Regions from separate parts of the Mus musculus genome. Here region 1 is linked to region 2. Evidence: chromatin loops called from intact Hi-C (ENCODE). Cell type or tissue: left cerebral cortex. All regions are shown on one strand. Links, peaks and the distances in the headings refer to the core of each region. The heading gives the core; the rest is flanking DNA.

What was found. A loop is a pair of places that touch in the nucleus more often than their neighbours do. Peaks named below come from ENCODE experiments on the same cell type or tissue, not always from the same donor. Only the 100,000 strongest peaks of a DNase experiment are listed, where the experiment ranks them.
Region 1: a loop joins it to region 2, with 16 times the contacts of the local background. A loop is called at or near these places in 3 of 42 quality-filtered maps.

The regions. Positions count from the first base shown.
Region 1 is chr7:83,376,711-83,384,365 of GRCm38, reverse strand. It overlaps Gm29976 (a long non-coding RNA gene), which reads left to right and starts at 1,177. Exons shown (of 3, transcript XR_378302.2): 1 at 1,177-1,450. In left cerebral cortex, for the core only: no CTCF peak of the experiment used is centred there; DNase peaks (open chromatin) are centred at 2,425, 2,776 and 3,321; H3K27ac peaks cover 1,584 bases.
Region 2 is chr7:82,989,764-82,997,418 of GRCm38, reverse strand. Gm22934 (a small nucleolar RNA gene) reads right to left here and starts at 2,584; the gene lies at 2,453-2,584. In left cerebral cortex, for the core only: no CTCF peak of the experiment used is centred there; DNase peaks (open chromatin) are centred at 2,769 and 4,075.

The sequences.
Region 1 (7,655 bases), core at 1,202-6,201, 390 kb before region 2:
GATAAGTGGATATTAGCCCAGAAACCTAGAATACCCAAGATACAACTTCCAAAACACAAGAAAATCAAGAAGGAAGACCAACGCATGGATACTTCATTCCTCCCAAAAATAGGGAATAAAATATCCATGAAAGGAGTTGCAGAGACAAAGTTTAGAGCTAAGACGAAAGGATCCAGAGACTGCTCCACCCAGGGGTCTATCCCATAAACAGCCACCAAATGCAGACACTATTGCCTATGCCAGCAAGATTTTGCTGAAAGGACCCTGATATAGCTGTCTCCTGTGAGGCTATGCCAGTGCCTGGCAAATACAGAAGGGGATGCTCACAATCATCTATAGGATGGAACACAGGGACCCCATTGTAGGAGCTAGAGAAAGTACCCAAGAGCTAAAGGGTGCTGCAATCCTATAGGTGGAACAACAATTTGAACTAATCAGTACCCCCAGAACTCGTGTCTCTAGCTGCATATGTAGCAGAAGATGGCCTAGTCGGCCATCATTGGGAAGAGAGGACCCTTGGTCTAGCCAACTTTATATACCCTAGTACAGGGGAAAGCCAGGGCCAAGAAGTGGGAGTGAGTGGGTAGGGGAGAGGGCCGGGGGGGCCTATAGGGGACTTTGAGGATAGCATTTGAAATGTAAATGAAGAAAATATCCAATAAAAAAAGAAAAGAAAAGTAAAAAGTAAAAAAAAAAAAGCTTTCTTTCTTTGGAAAGTGTCAAGTAGACTAAAATAAAGGCACTGATATTAAGACTACATTGTGGATTTTATTTAATATTCTCGTTATGTGCTTCTTTGTCATATTTTTTTAAATCTTATTTAACTGGCCAGTGCCAACTCTAAGTGACCTCCAAGCCACATTAATGGCACATCTTTATCACTAAGTTTGGTCTCACTGAGATTAAGGCCAGGGCAGATCATCTTTCATAGGACCATCAGCATTGATGTGTATCCTGCATGTTCTGTGAAAATGGAGGCTCACATCCCGTTTACTGTGTGCTGTGCACGTCTGACACAATCTGTCTCCATACAAAGATTGTGTCATTGTTCTATCCTGGACCCCATTCCAATGCACTTCCTGCATTGGCCTCCAGCCAATCCACAGTATCTCCAAGGAAACCTGGGGCTGGTTGCCATGGACACTCCTTTGCTGATAAGTCGCAGAGCACCTCTCCACTTCTCAACGTGCCTGGGAAGCAAGTCCTTTGGGCAGACAGACAATTGTATTCATTGACATTTCCAAGCCCCACCAGCTCACATCCTCTCCACGTGTATGGAATAGACATACAAAGGAGCCTTTCAAATATTTGTACCTGTCCAAACTAGCACGGAGTGAAGCTATCCTAGCCTTTGTAATTTGGTTTCAAGCCATGGGGGATAAATACGCTTCAGCAAATATCAAGCCTGAAGTGGAGCGATTGGACTGGAGCGATCAGAGCAGCAGGAGGGGTGAGTGCAGGGGAAATTGGCCTGAAATATTATTCTTGGTTCTGCAGGATTCAAGGTCATGCCCTTCTGCATCTGGGAGTCTCCAGAGAGGTCATGATGCCCTGCACCAGCTGTTCCTGGATGTGCAAACAGTGGCCATTTTTTTAAACATGAATATTTTGTTTATGATTTAATATTAACTGGAAACCATATATCAACTTACCATTGAGCCATGGGAAGTTTTTCTATTATCTTTAGTATTGTAGCAGTTTCTGAAGAAGAAAAAGAACATTTTTTTTTTCTTGGACTCTTAGTAGCCAAAAAAGCAGATCAGATCCAGAATCTTCTAACAGGATCTGCCTTTAGCTGTTACAATTTAAATCTGATAGGCTAAAGTTTTCAGTTCTGTTCCTAAGCTGTAGAGCCTTTAGGAGACAGCCCAGCTGGTGGAAGAGGGGTAGTTACTAGGGGTCCACCTTTGAGGAGGACACCAGTTCCTGCTGCTAGCTTTTGTACTTTCCCTTGATGGGTGTGGTGGTTTGGATGAGAAGTATCCCTTCCGGGCCCAGGGCTTTGCACACTTGGTCCGTAGTTAGTAACTCTGTTCCAGGAGGTTATGGGGAGGTGCAGCCTTGCAGGAGGAAGCTCATCGCTTTGAGAGGACACGAGCTCCACCCATTTCTAGCTCTCTCTCTCTCTCTCTTTCTCTCTCCCTCTCTCTCTCTCCTTGCTGTTTTAGGTTGATGTTGTGATCTCTCAGCTTCCTCCTCCAGTCACATACAGCCACTGTTTCTCCACAATATGGATTCTTCCTTTGAAACCATAAGTTCCAATAAACTATTTCTTCCTTAAATTGCCTTTGGTCACGGTACTGTATCACAGCAACAAAAATGTAACAGAGACAGATGGTACCAAGCAAATGAGCCACAACCTCGCCTCCCAACTCTGCACACAGAACTCACTAATCTCTACCCTCATTGTCGTGAGGGACTAACAGCTGCCCCACCAGACCATGAACTAAAGTCAGCGTTTCCTCCTTTGAGCTGTGTCTGTCAGGAGCCTTGGACACAGCAGTGGAAAAGCTGCCAATACACCACCAAGAAATGTTTTGCCACAAGCCTTATGATTACATTTTACATAAAAACTGGAGCATGGCTTCTTGTGGTTGAGTTTGGTTACATGGACAACCTTCTTTTGGGATGTCTCTCCTCATTGCCCCCAAATTAACTATATAGGGAAGGAACTCCAGATAGGAAGCTGATTTGCAGCCAACACAAAAATATGAAGAATAATGTTTTTGAATGTTTAACATAAACCGTGTGAACAGACAGGGAGCTATGGAAACATCCACTCCAGATTGTTAGCATGAGTCAGCATGTGGAGGAGGTCGGGTAAAATTAGTGTGTATGGAGGAAAGTTATTCGCTCTCCTCCTTGTGTATGTCTGTATTGTTGTTCTTTTAAAAATGAAAATAGTTTTGAAGTGAAATTGGCAAGTTGTTATTTTTAGGAAATTAACTGGCAGTTTTTTTAAAATCTTCCCTATGAGATTATAGGCTATTAATATGAGAAAATGATAATATAATCTAGGAGGAAGATACATATTTTCAACTTGCTTAGAAGTTGGGAGTGATGCCTGATTTCTATAAGAGAAAGTGACTTTCTCCAACACAGTGGGAATGACCCCTGCCCCAGCTCCTGAAATCAAGGAAGGCTGACTCCTGCATGCAATGGGATAAAGGGGTTCAACTAGGAATATCCATCGACCACACTTCTTTCTACGCAAGCAGGCTCTTGTCAGAGGCAGTGGCAAAGATGTCCTGGCATAGCCGAGCTCCCAGGCTGGCACATATAGTAGGCAAATGTCACCATAACCAGTCTACCCTGCAGTAAGAGCTTGCAGAGAACGGCAACATGAGAGGAACAACCAACCCAGACAGAGCCTGGATATGGTAGGGCTGACCTGAGAGCAGCAGGAACCTGCCTTGCTGGCATCAGGCCTGGACTGTGGGTAGACAGAAGAATCATGGGTGAGTCTGAGCTGATTTCCCACAGGAGGTCTGGTGAACCCTTATTCTTTGTGATACCATTCTCCTATCCAGTAATGCCACTCTTTCATCTGCAGAACGGGGAAGCAAGCCTTCCATCCTGGCTCTCAGCCTGAACAGTTCAGACACATATTTTCTATTCCTCCTACTGCTGACTTCTAATTTCTCTTCTTTTGCTTAATTTTCGAAGAACAGGTTTGTTTTCTGTTTTCAGATGATTTAATATTGAGTTCTGCAACTTACCTCCCTTCTACTTTTCTTGGATTTATTTTGAAATTATTTTCTCAATATTCTGAGGTGAATGCTTAGATCAAATATTTGTATTCCTTCTTGTTTAATAGCACAGGTAGTAGAGGTCTTATGAATTTTATGTTGAATAAAACTTTGAGTACATCTAATAAGTTTTTGATGCAAAATTGCTTTTATCCTTGTTGCCAGCATAGTGTGTGATTGCTTTCCTTTTTCTCTCTGGTCTAGAAACAAGTGGTTTCAAGTGGTTTTCATTTAAAAGCCCAAAGGACTTCAATTTAACCTATTTTTTAATTCTTAATGTTTATGAATGTATTCCTTGTCAGTTCCTATTTTTTAAATGTGTTGAGATTTTCTTCATAATATATTGCAACCTCAAATACTTTATTTGAAAAGAATAACATTCTCCATAGAGAAAGTTCAGTAAAATATTTGTTATTTATTCATTTTATGTGTATGGTTGTTTTGTTTATGTGTGTACCTGTGTACTATGTGTGTTCCTGTTGACCATGTCCAGAAGAGGACATAAGATCCCCTGTATATATGTAGGTGATGGGAATAGAACCTGGATCCTGGAAAAGTAGTTATTGGTCTTACATCTGAATCATATCTCCAGCCTCTGGTTATCTGTTTTTTACCTTAGTGCCAAGGGTCTGAGTTAATAACACTCCTAGTTTCATAAGACAATGTTATTAGTACAAGACAGGTTTTCCTCTTTAAGCTAATCTGCATTAATCTACTTTATTTCCAACATATTAATTCTTCTCTTTGTTGCAAATTATATATTCTTGTAAAATAAGTCTCTGCATTGTATGTGTGTTCATTACATTTCCATCTTATTAAGTTATTGGTTTAATTACATTTCTTACCTTTTCTGACTCAACAGTCCTTTAAGATCTGTCTGCTTTTGTTTGCCTGTTTTGAGACAAGATCTGTCTTGCTTCCAACTCACTCTGTAGCTTAAGACAACCTTGATATTCTGATTCTCCTGTAGGTATATCTGAGTCACTGGGACTACTGTTATGTGCCACCACATCTGGTCTTAGATCTATCTGTATATGTCTTTTCTTTATTAGTGCACCACACAATTTACTGTGTATCTATCATGTGGCATGTGCATTAGACCCAGAGTGTGCCAACTCTGCACTTCCACAAACAACTGTGGGAAACTACCACAGTCAAGTCCCTTTCTGCACCCTCACTAAAACTTCTCTGGGTCAGAATTCTAAAGCTACATGGGCAATTCCTGTAGTTCATGTCTGTTCTAGACAAGGCAGACATTTAACCTCAACTTTGGGTTCCACAAAATATCAACTGTGACAACCAAAAAATAACTTCAAATACAGTGAAGTGTCCTATGGGAGTAAAATTTACAAAACTGAGAGATACCCTCCTTAAGAGCTCCTTCCTAAAAGCTAGTGTGCATCTGAAATTCTAATATGTGGGACCATGTCCCTGACACCCTCGGGGAGGAACTGTTGCTTTTATTGGCTTTGATTAAAAAAAAAAAAAAGATATCACTTAACTTTCTTACAACTTTGCTTTTATACAACTGACTTACTGGGTGGAGAGTGAAACCTTATACCAGGGCCTGGAGAAATTATGGGTGAGGGGAAACAGAGACAAGGTACAGTTGGATAAGGAAACATCTCTAATGTTCTGTATAAAGTAAGATAACTAGCTGACAGCAGGTTATTGTGTGCTGTGAAATAGATGGTAAAGAGAGCTTGGGGTGTTTCCAACAGAAAGAAGTGGTAATGTTTGAGGTGCTAGCAGTAGTGAAATGTCACGTTGTGCTCCTAAATGTTAACTATTATGTCCACTAAAAATAAATTCCAATAGAGTATTAAGATTAAGTAAAATTACCAGTAGCATTAAACATCTCTTAAAGTCTCCTTCTATAATTGTTCTTCTGTCCCTTCCCATTGTCTTACTGTGGATTCTGCATTTTCCCTCCAGGAGTAAATATGTTTTCCCAGTCTCTGTGAGTCGCTTGGTCACTTTACCTGTGGTATTCCTTACTAAGTAGAAACACTCAGTTTTATATGTGATAGCTGACATTTGACTTAGAAATTTTATGCTTCAGAAAGTTTAAAAGGATCTTGTAAAGGTAAAAATAAATTATTTTTTAATTGATCTATTTAGAGGTGAAACTTCCTTAAATCAAATAAGAGGAGCCCTGAATAATCATGGAGCTTTATAGGATACTGGGGATATTTGCTCTGGGATGAGTCTGAGAGGGGAAGGGTCCCTGGATCTCTTCCACTGGGTTTCTTTGTACTTCAGCTTTGTTCCACTCCTCTGCCTCCTTCTGTCCTGCTTGAGCCTTTGCCATTCTCCAGGTAACCAAATCCTCTATGTCTCTCTTCTTCTTAGGAGAATAAACAAACTTACATACATTTGTATTTTTGTGACTACCTTTGTCTTGCGATGGATATTTTTCTTAAATTCTTTGTTGCTTCAATTTTAAGCACATTCTCTCATGTTTATTTCTTTAACAAATCCTCACTTATCTTTTTATGTTCTTATATTCTGTTTTGTGGTTTATATATCACTCTCCTAAGCCACAGAACATATTGTTTTCTATTACACAGGAAAGAGTCGGTCCGTGGATGGAAAGCCATAACCCTTTTGAGGTAGTATATGTAACTGAGATGTGTGGCTTCCAAGCTTCTCATTTGTTCCCATGCTAACATCTATCATGCGGGGCTGCGTTGCTTATTACCTTGTTTGATTATGTGGTTTCAAAATATGTTTTTCATATTCTTCTAAATAAGCCCCCTTCCCTTTGTCAGTATTTTAGAAATTGTGCATCCTATTTTTTTAACCTTTCCTAATGACCTAAATGTTCTTCTAAATTGTCTATCTTGCTGACTTGTCTCTTCAGCATTTCTCTTATTCAAATTTAAATTTTCCATATGCCCCTTCCCCCTACTGCCTTTGATAATATGACCAGGAGTTGCAAGCTTCAATCATTGTTAATGAATAACAGTGTAATGGGGTAAGACCTCTATTTATACAGCATTTCCATATGTTTGGCTGCCATTTTGATTCGTGTTTATTTAGGTTGCCTCCATCAGCTACTATTAAAAAGCTACGCACAGTTGTATCTATCCTCGAGGCTGACTCTCAAAGCATATGCTGTCTTTTCATGCTCTCTTTATGTCACTTTAATTTCCTCTTTCGACTCATTTGTTCTTAAATTATCAACCAATATTGTCGGTCTTGTCTCTTGACCTTATCTTCATCCTCATCTTAATTTGTACCCTTAATTTCTGTCCCTCATTGTAGATGTGTATTTATGGTGGTCAGTTTTCTCCAGAGAAACAGACTCAATTGGATACATACATAGACAGAGAGATTTGTTTTAGGAAATTGGCTTTTGCAACTCTGGAAGCTGTCAAGCCTCTTTGGGATGGGTAGGCAGGCCAGAGACAAGAGCAGAATCTAAACTAAAGTTCAAGTTGAGAGGTAAGCTACTAGCACTTAAGTCTCCTTGCTCTCCTTCAGTGTCAGCCTTCATTGCTACTGAAAGGGTTAGGTGAGACTTACTTTGAGGGCAACCTGTAGGGCAACCAGTTAAACAATTCCCATCTGTTCAAATGTAAATTGCATCCATTAACACCCTCACAAAGAAATTTTAAATTCCATTTGGCCAAATAATAGTGGTCCTAGACAATGTTATGATTAACATATCAAATTCAATATCTAAGGGCCACATCCCAGGGACTATTGAGACAAAAATGCACAGATGCTTATTTTGAACTCTTGATTCTTTGAAAACGCTTTTCAGGTGACATCTCCATTAAAGGTGAATGGGAATTGTTTGGGAGTCCCACCCTTTTCTCTATAAAATGCATTAACTATTGCTTTGTTGATTCAATGTCTTGTGAAAAAACCAAATCTCTAATGTATATTTAATCAAAATTC
Region 2 (7,655 bases), core at 1,391-6,390:
AAGGACTTTGGAACTTTGGGCTTGAAGATCCATTCGTTGTTAAGAGCTCTGTCAGATGTTTTGTAGGAGCTTGGAAGATAATGTTGAGAACAGTGCAGAAGATGGAGGACTGGCTTGTGAAATTTCAGAGGGAAAATTAAAGACTCTTTTCAGGGTCATTGCTGTTTTGATTGTGAAGATTCTGTAGTTCTGGTTAGCTGGGGCTGAAGAATCAGCTGTGATTAACAAGATACCAGAACTACTAAAGCAAAAACTTTGCATTACTGGGACTATTGATGCTGGTTAGCTGGAGCTAAGAAATTAGCGGTGATTAAGAAGAGACCATCATCATTGAGGTGACATCTTCTGGGAAGTGTTTTCTGAGAGCACAGTGGCTGCGTTCCAGATATAGCCAAAGTTGTATCTTGTGCTGTGGCTGGACATGGTAATGTGTAAGGGTCACCCAGGTGGTACTGGTTTTGAAGGCATGAAGGAGTTGAGCAGAGCAGCTGAGGTTTGGCACTGTGAGAGGCCATGGAAGGCCATTGGTGAAAGTGCAGCCTCAGTTGCAATTGATGGCCCAGGACTGAAGGGGTCATGCAGTGTTTTGGAGATGCCAGTACCATGAGATGACCACCAAGAGCAGCAGCAGCAGTGGAATACAGGCATCTGGAGCCTAGAGGATGACGCGTGTGCTACAAAGGGCATGGCTGGAGAAGTGACCCAAGCCCTTGGAGGAGCCCAGAAGATCGTAAGTTGGATCCCAGACATTGGACGGTTGGAGATTGACTTTTGCTTTTGATTGTAACTGTGCCCTGATATTTTCCCTCTTGAATGAAGAAACTGTTTTAGTGGAGCCCACAGTTAAGAGACTTTTAATTGTAAAAAGACTTTGGATTTTAAAAAAGATGGATATTTTAAAGAGATTGAAATTTTAAGAATATGTAAAGACTGTGGGACTTTTAAAGTTATTTAGATCTTGGGGATGAATAAGAATGTAAGGGTTGAGGCTTACTAGTGATGTGTTTGTGTGTCAAGTTGACAAGGGGTCAATTGTACTGGCTAGTTTTGTGTCAACTTGACACAGCTGGGGTTATCACAGAGAAAGGAGCTTCAGTTGAGGAAATGCCTCCATGAGATCCAACTCTAAGGCATTTTCTCAATTAGTGATCAAGGGGGAAAGGCCCCTTGTGGGTGGGACCATCTCTGGGCTGGTAGTCTTGGGTTCTATAAGAGAGCAGGCTGAGCAAGCCAGGGGAGGCAAGCCAGTAAAGAACATCCCTCCATGGCCTCTGCATCCGCTCCTGCTTTCTGACCTGCTTGAGTTCCAGTCCTGACTTCCTTGGTGATGAACAGCAGTATGGAAGTGTAAGCCAAATAAACCCTTTCCTCCCCAACTTGCTTCTTGGTCATGATGTTTGTGCAGGAATAGAAACCCTGACTAAGACAGGTGGCAAGGGACAAGAGAGAGGAATCTCTCCCTCACTCATGTCACCACATGGCAAACAAGTGACAGGGCAGCTCTCCCATGCTCATGTCCTCAGAGTAGGCTCACCCATGCTTCTGCCACCAGGGTCAGCTCTACTGTGCTGCCCAGGTGAAACACAGGGCCCACTCTCCCAAGTGCTGCAGCTAGTGAGAGGCAGGGCCACCACTCCCATGCTTATACCCTCAGGGCCAGCTCACCTCTCAGCTCTAGCTTTATTGTGCATCCTGGGTAATATGTGGGGCCACTCTCCAGAGTACTACGGCTAGCTAGGGTCAAGGCCAGCTCTCCTGCTCTTGGGACCCCAGGGTCAGATCTCCTAGGATGCTTAGGCAAGGGCGGAACCAGTTCTGTCCAGCCCTCAGACCTCAACATGTCCCTGGGCAGCATCCCAGACCAGGGATGTCCACCTGACCTTTGGTGGTAACAGACCCCTGCTGCTGCAGGGCCACTGACCCAAATGTGACCCCAGGTGGCATCATCGGCTACTCACATCAGGCTGTTCCTCACTGCCTCAAGTCTCCAGTTCTGCCTCTCTTTGTTGTGTTCGCATCCTTCTCTTACTCTCTCATCTCTCTACCACATATTTGTTCCTCTTAGTGCTGCCAGGGGTCTCTGAGTATCTGGGGTCATCTCAGGAGTGGTGTCAGGAGTGCTATGTCCCATCTGTGCATTATGGAGCCAGAGAGGAGTCATCTCAGGTATGGTCTGCCCCCTCCCCCAGACCTGAGTGACACTGCTGGTCATCTCAGACTAGCTTCCTGTCCAGGTCCCATGGTGTTGAACTGGTGGCTATCTTGGGCTTGCTCCTCATCTGGACCGCCCTTGTTGTCCCATGCAGGGGTCATCTGTCTAAGGCTAACTCCCACAAAGGTCCCTCAGTCCCAGGTGGGTTTCTAGTCTCCAGCTCACTCCGCATTCTGAGAGCCTGTCTGGGCCTGAATGGAACTGGACTGGTGGTTATCTCAGGCTCAGTTTTTTTCAGGGGTTGTTAGACTACTTATCATTCAGATGTTCACAGATTAGAGAACTAAGCATAGAAATAACCTCTCTCCTCTCTGCCACCTACTGACACACATGTAACACAGCAGCCACACCCGCAACACCTCTAGGGACAGACATCCAGCAACATCTTCTACACAACAAAACTTGTTATGAACCATGACATTTGAATTTCACATTCACATATCATTGCTCTTATGTTGTAGGCAACTCATCTGCACTGCTGGCTTGGATGGACTGAGAATTTCCTAGGAGACACACCTCTGGCAAGTTTGTAAGGGTGTTTCCCAACAGGTTTAACTGAAGAGGTACAGCTCACTCTGAACGAGTGTCGTTTCTTGGGCTGAAATCCTTTAGTGAGTACCAGAGGATCAGGGAGCCAGCTCGAGTCAGCATTTATCTGTTGCAGTTACCTGACTGATGATGTGATATGACTGGCTGTCTCATGCCCCTGCCTCCATGCCTTCCCTGCAATGGTTGTTGGACTGGATCCTTAAACTGTGAGCCAGAATAAATCAATCCTTCCTTAAGTACTTTTCTCATAGTTTTCACACAGCAAGCAGGCAGATCTGGCTCACGGAACATTGTTTTCAAGTCTCTGGTTAAACTATGAAGTTTAAAAGAAAAAGAAACAATCAATTTACCTGCCAACAGACAAAGACAGAAGTAGAATTTGACATAAAAACAACTGAAATTACACAGTGGAGAAAATGAATAGATTCACACATCAGCATCAGCAGAATGCCAAAGGGAAACCATTACTGTAAGAAATATGGCACCCATGGGTCACTGAGGTGGTTCAGCGGGTCAAGGCTCTGCCTGAGAGCCTGACAACCCGAGTTTCATCCTAGGGACGCACGGAGTGGAAGCAGAGATCTGATTTCAGGGAGTGGCCCTCTGACCTCCACATGTGCCCTATGACTGGAGCGCGCGCACACACACACACTACATGAAATGTAGTTTGAGACAAAAGTCAAAAGTGTTGGAGGGTATAGTTTTCAAGTCTTCTGAGAAGCATCCATCAAGGTGCAATTAAGTGTTTAGGAATTTTATTTAGAGAAAATAGCTTTGTGGGAGATGGTAGCAGAACTGGACAAACTCTAGAAGAGCCTCAGTTTGCATGTGGGCTGACAGCTGGAACAGAGACAGGAAAGCTCAGGCCGAATCAGGATAGGTTACAGTACATTCTAGGAAAGGTGACCCTTGCCCCGAGGTGTGTCCACAGAAGATTTGCCTAAGAAACACATCAGCCTTCATGTTCTCACCTCCGCCAGTCAGTGCCAGCGAACAGCGTGTGGTACAAACATCTATTCATTTCAGAGTTTGGCTCCTGAGCTCTTGGTCTATTGCCCCCGTGTTGATGGACGCCTGGAAGTCTCGTGGTCTCACAACCACATACAGAATGTATCCAGTCAGCAAGCTCTAAAACGGGTGAAATAGAACTGTTTTATTTTGTGGGTTATACAGAGGCATTGAAACATAAAGATAAGCCAGAAATGGATAATAAACATGAACGTGGGATCATGGATTACTCCATGGGGATGGGTGGGGTAAAAACTTGATATATTTTACACCAGAGCTCAGCACGGTGGAGTGCTGGAAATATCTGCCTCAGCTGGAGGGAGGGTCCGTGGGTGTACATTTTATGATTCACCAAGCTGCTCACATATGTCTTATGTATTTTTGTATGTGTGACGTATCACCCAACAATGTTTATTGAAAAATTCTTTTTGCATACTTATGGAGTGGTGTGTGAGAATACTTAGTTATATCCCAAGAATAGTGGCCACATGCATAGGAAAACAGAAAGCTACCTGGGTAAAGCAACCTAGCTGAAACTTGGTAAATCCAAGTTTTGTTTGTTTGGGGTTTTTTGTTTTTGTTTTTGTTTTTGTTTGTTTGTTTTTCTCTATTCATTCCCATAGATGTCTCTAGAGTAGTCTGGAATTCTTCAGGGTCTTGTGGGAAAATATTCTTTTAATTGATGTCAGTCAACAGAACTCAACCATCACCACTCAAAGGGTCCTCAAAGAGCAGGTTTTCCATCTTTCCCTCATCTCTGTGGACATGGCCAGCCCCGTGAATCTGCTATCTTCTTGCTTGATACTCACAGGTGTAATGAGTCTATCAAAGGCATATCTGTTTTCCTTAATAATTCAGACCTGTGTTATTCTGTTCCGTTATTATTCTGTTCTGATATTATTCTCATCAGAAGCTCAGATGTGTGTGCTCCACTAATTCTGCTTTATGGTCCTACTAAGTTCACATGAGATTATTAGCACTCAGAGGCCTGGCACTGGATGGCAGCAACAGCTAGAATCTAACTGGAAACAGAAACCAAGAGAAAAGCTTGATGGTGTCAAGACAGATTTCCCATTCTTGGTTCATTATTATTTATCAGTAATTGAATTTAAATTTTAAGAAATGCCATTTTTACTACCAAGAATATTTTCTTTTGATCCAAGGACATGTCATGAGATGTTTCTAATAATAAGTCACTATTGCATTCCTGGAATGTTCTAAACCTGGTTATGAATTTAACCCAGCTTCAAGAAGGCTGGTCTCAATTTGCCAGAGTATGACCAAGACTTGCTTATTTTCATAACTCAACTTGGATGACTATTTTTGCAGTCTGGGTGTAGAATCCAGGCCTCATATATGCAAAGTGGTTGTTCTACTGTGGAAATAGACTGGTAGTATTAGAGAGAGAGTACATCAATTCTATTGCTAAGGATCTTAGTAAATAAAAAAGGAAAGTTCCCATATATTTCTTTGTTCTCTTTCCTGTATATTTAATAAATAAAACCACCACACAGACCCCTGTGTCCTTTCTTAAATGCCAGTTTTGACATAGATGGAAAGAGAGCTTCAGTTTTTCAATCTTGTTTGGTTCTTCTCTTCTGAATTGTGGAAGTCTTTCTCAATTTGATTCAAGATTGCAAGATACAATTTCAACTTAGTTTATTTGATTGAAATCCATAATGTTATTACCCAAATTCTTTGTATTCTTAGTTTGGGCTGGTTAATCTTTCTAAGATGTAGGGCTATTGAGCTAAAGTTCTTCTTTTCCAGATTATAATCTACTCTTCTTGAGGTCATTATGTAATAATCTTTTATTGTCAAGAGAATAACATTAGAGTTGACATGTTATTTATTGAATAAATATTTTTTCCAGTCCACACTGTAATTGTAATGATTATCAAATTGAATTAAAATATACCTATATCAAATTTCATGTTTATGCCTTTAATTTTAATTGCACATCACTACAAAAGTGTTTTATTTGTAATTTTTAAATGATTTGTTTGGATGTTAACCCAATATTTTGGTTTTTCTTATTTTATTTGGTTTTATTTATTCTATACCTTTTAAAAACGGTTATTACTTCTTTTCTCTATGTTTTAGATGATGTGCCTTTTAGAAACAATCTATACTGAGAATGTATTTACTGGACTTTTTAACCCCAAAGTAAAGTTAATTATTTTTATTTAAGTAACATGACTTATTTGTGTTCACTGTCATGAATACTGTGAATTTACTGATGCCTGTTTCATGGTGTGAAGTCCCAGGAGACATTTTTCCTGTTTTCTTAGACTTCATACCATGTTGCTGATGTTATTTTCTGTAATGATATGACCATTGGCTGACTTTGAACTTTATGCCTATGAACATTCTTGAATTTTAAATGTAAGCCTCAAAAAGTCTATTTTAAAAAAAAAGGATTTATTTATTTATTTATTTAATGTGTACAAGTGTTCTGTTTTCATGCACACCAGAAGAGGGCATCAAATTCTATTACAGATGGTTGTGAGCCACCATGTGGTTGCTGGGAATTGAACTCAGAACCTCTGGAAGGGCAGCCAGTGCTCTTAACCACTGAGCTATCTCTCTAGCCTTCAAAAAGTCTTATGTGTTAGTTTTATCATTAAAGTTTGAAAACAGGATTCTGAAACATCAAAACTCAAAGCTAAAATGTCTAGAGCAGGCCTGTGGTCAGGGGACATACTTAGTTCCTGCACCTCTGCTCCTGCCTTCACTGTTTTGTCTCTTGTCAGTATGACTCAGCATAGTCAAAACTCTAGTTTAACAGAAGTGTCCATTGTACACTGTCATGTTAGATGCACTTTGTTTTAAGAGCATATGGAAATAATTATATTTAACTACTTAATATTCCCAGTCTTTTCTTGAGCAGTACTACAACCCTACTTCTGTCTCTTCTAATTCATTTCTTAGACAACTTAATTGTTTTATTGGATAATGTTTCTGAGAGAGAGTTCCAAAGGTTTTACTGTTGCTGTTGTTATTGTTGTTGTTATTGCCGATGTTATCTTTATATCCTTTGGGCTCTTTTGTTTTATCTGTCCATCTCCCAAAGCAGATAAGAAAAGAGCAAAGGTTCACCGATAAGCCTTTTGCTGCTATGAGATTAGATAGCTCCCCAGGGAAAGGAGCCTGCTGAGAAGGCTGACAACCTGAATTCAGTCCCTAGGTCTCACATGATAGAAGGAAAGAACCATTCCTAAAAGTTGTTCTCTGACCTCCACATGCACACTGTGGCATAGTACCTGCTTGCTCACACATGCATGCCTATAGACAAAGATAGGTGACAAATAGATATATCATAGATAGATAGACTGATAAACGATAGGTAGATAGATAGATAGATAGATAGATAGATAGATAGATAGATAGATAGATAGATTGGCAGATAAACAGATGTAATAAAATTATTTTTAAAACAAGATTGGACATGACAAAAAGATTTATCTTTCAAAAAAGTGGTTTATGGTCACCCTGATCCCATCAAAGCATTGAACTGAAGAGGTGTAGTGTCAAGCTTACGCTAAATAAAATAAACATCTATAGAATTTGCCTCCTGCTTGGGTAACTACAGGCAACATTTAATTACACAGATAGAGATACAGATTGGGGTATTTGTATGGGCGGAGATTTATGTATGAATACATATCTATTAAAGTAGCATACCACCAGTGGACAGTGCCTTCTCTCATCTGATATCAATTACACTTGACACTGCTTTGACTTCTGACAACTGGATTTTTGTCATTGTTGCTCTTTTTTCTTTCTCTGCTGCCTAATGTTGCCTTAACACTATACTGAACTCCTTCTCATCTTCTCATGCTTTTGTCTTCTATTTTGAGAGCCTTTTTCAGTTTGATTCAGTATC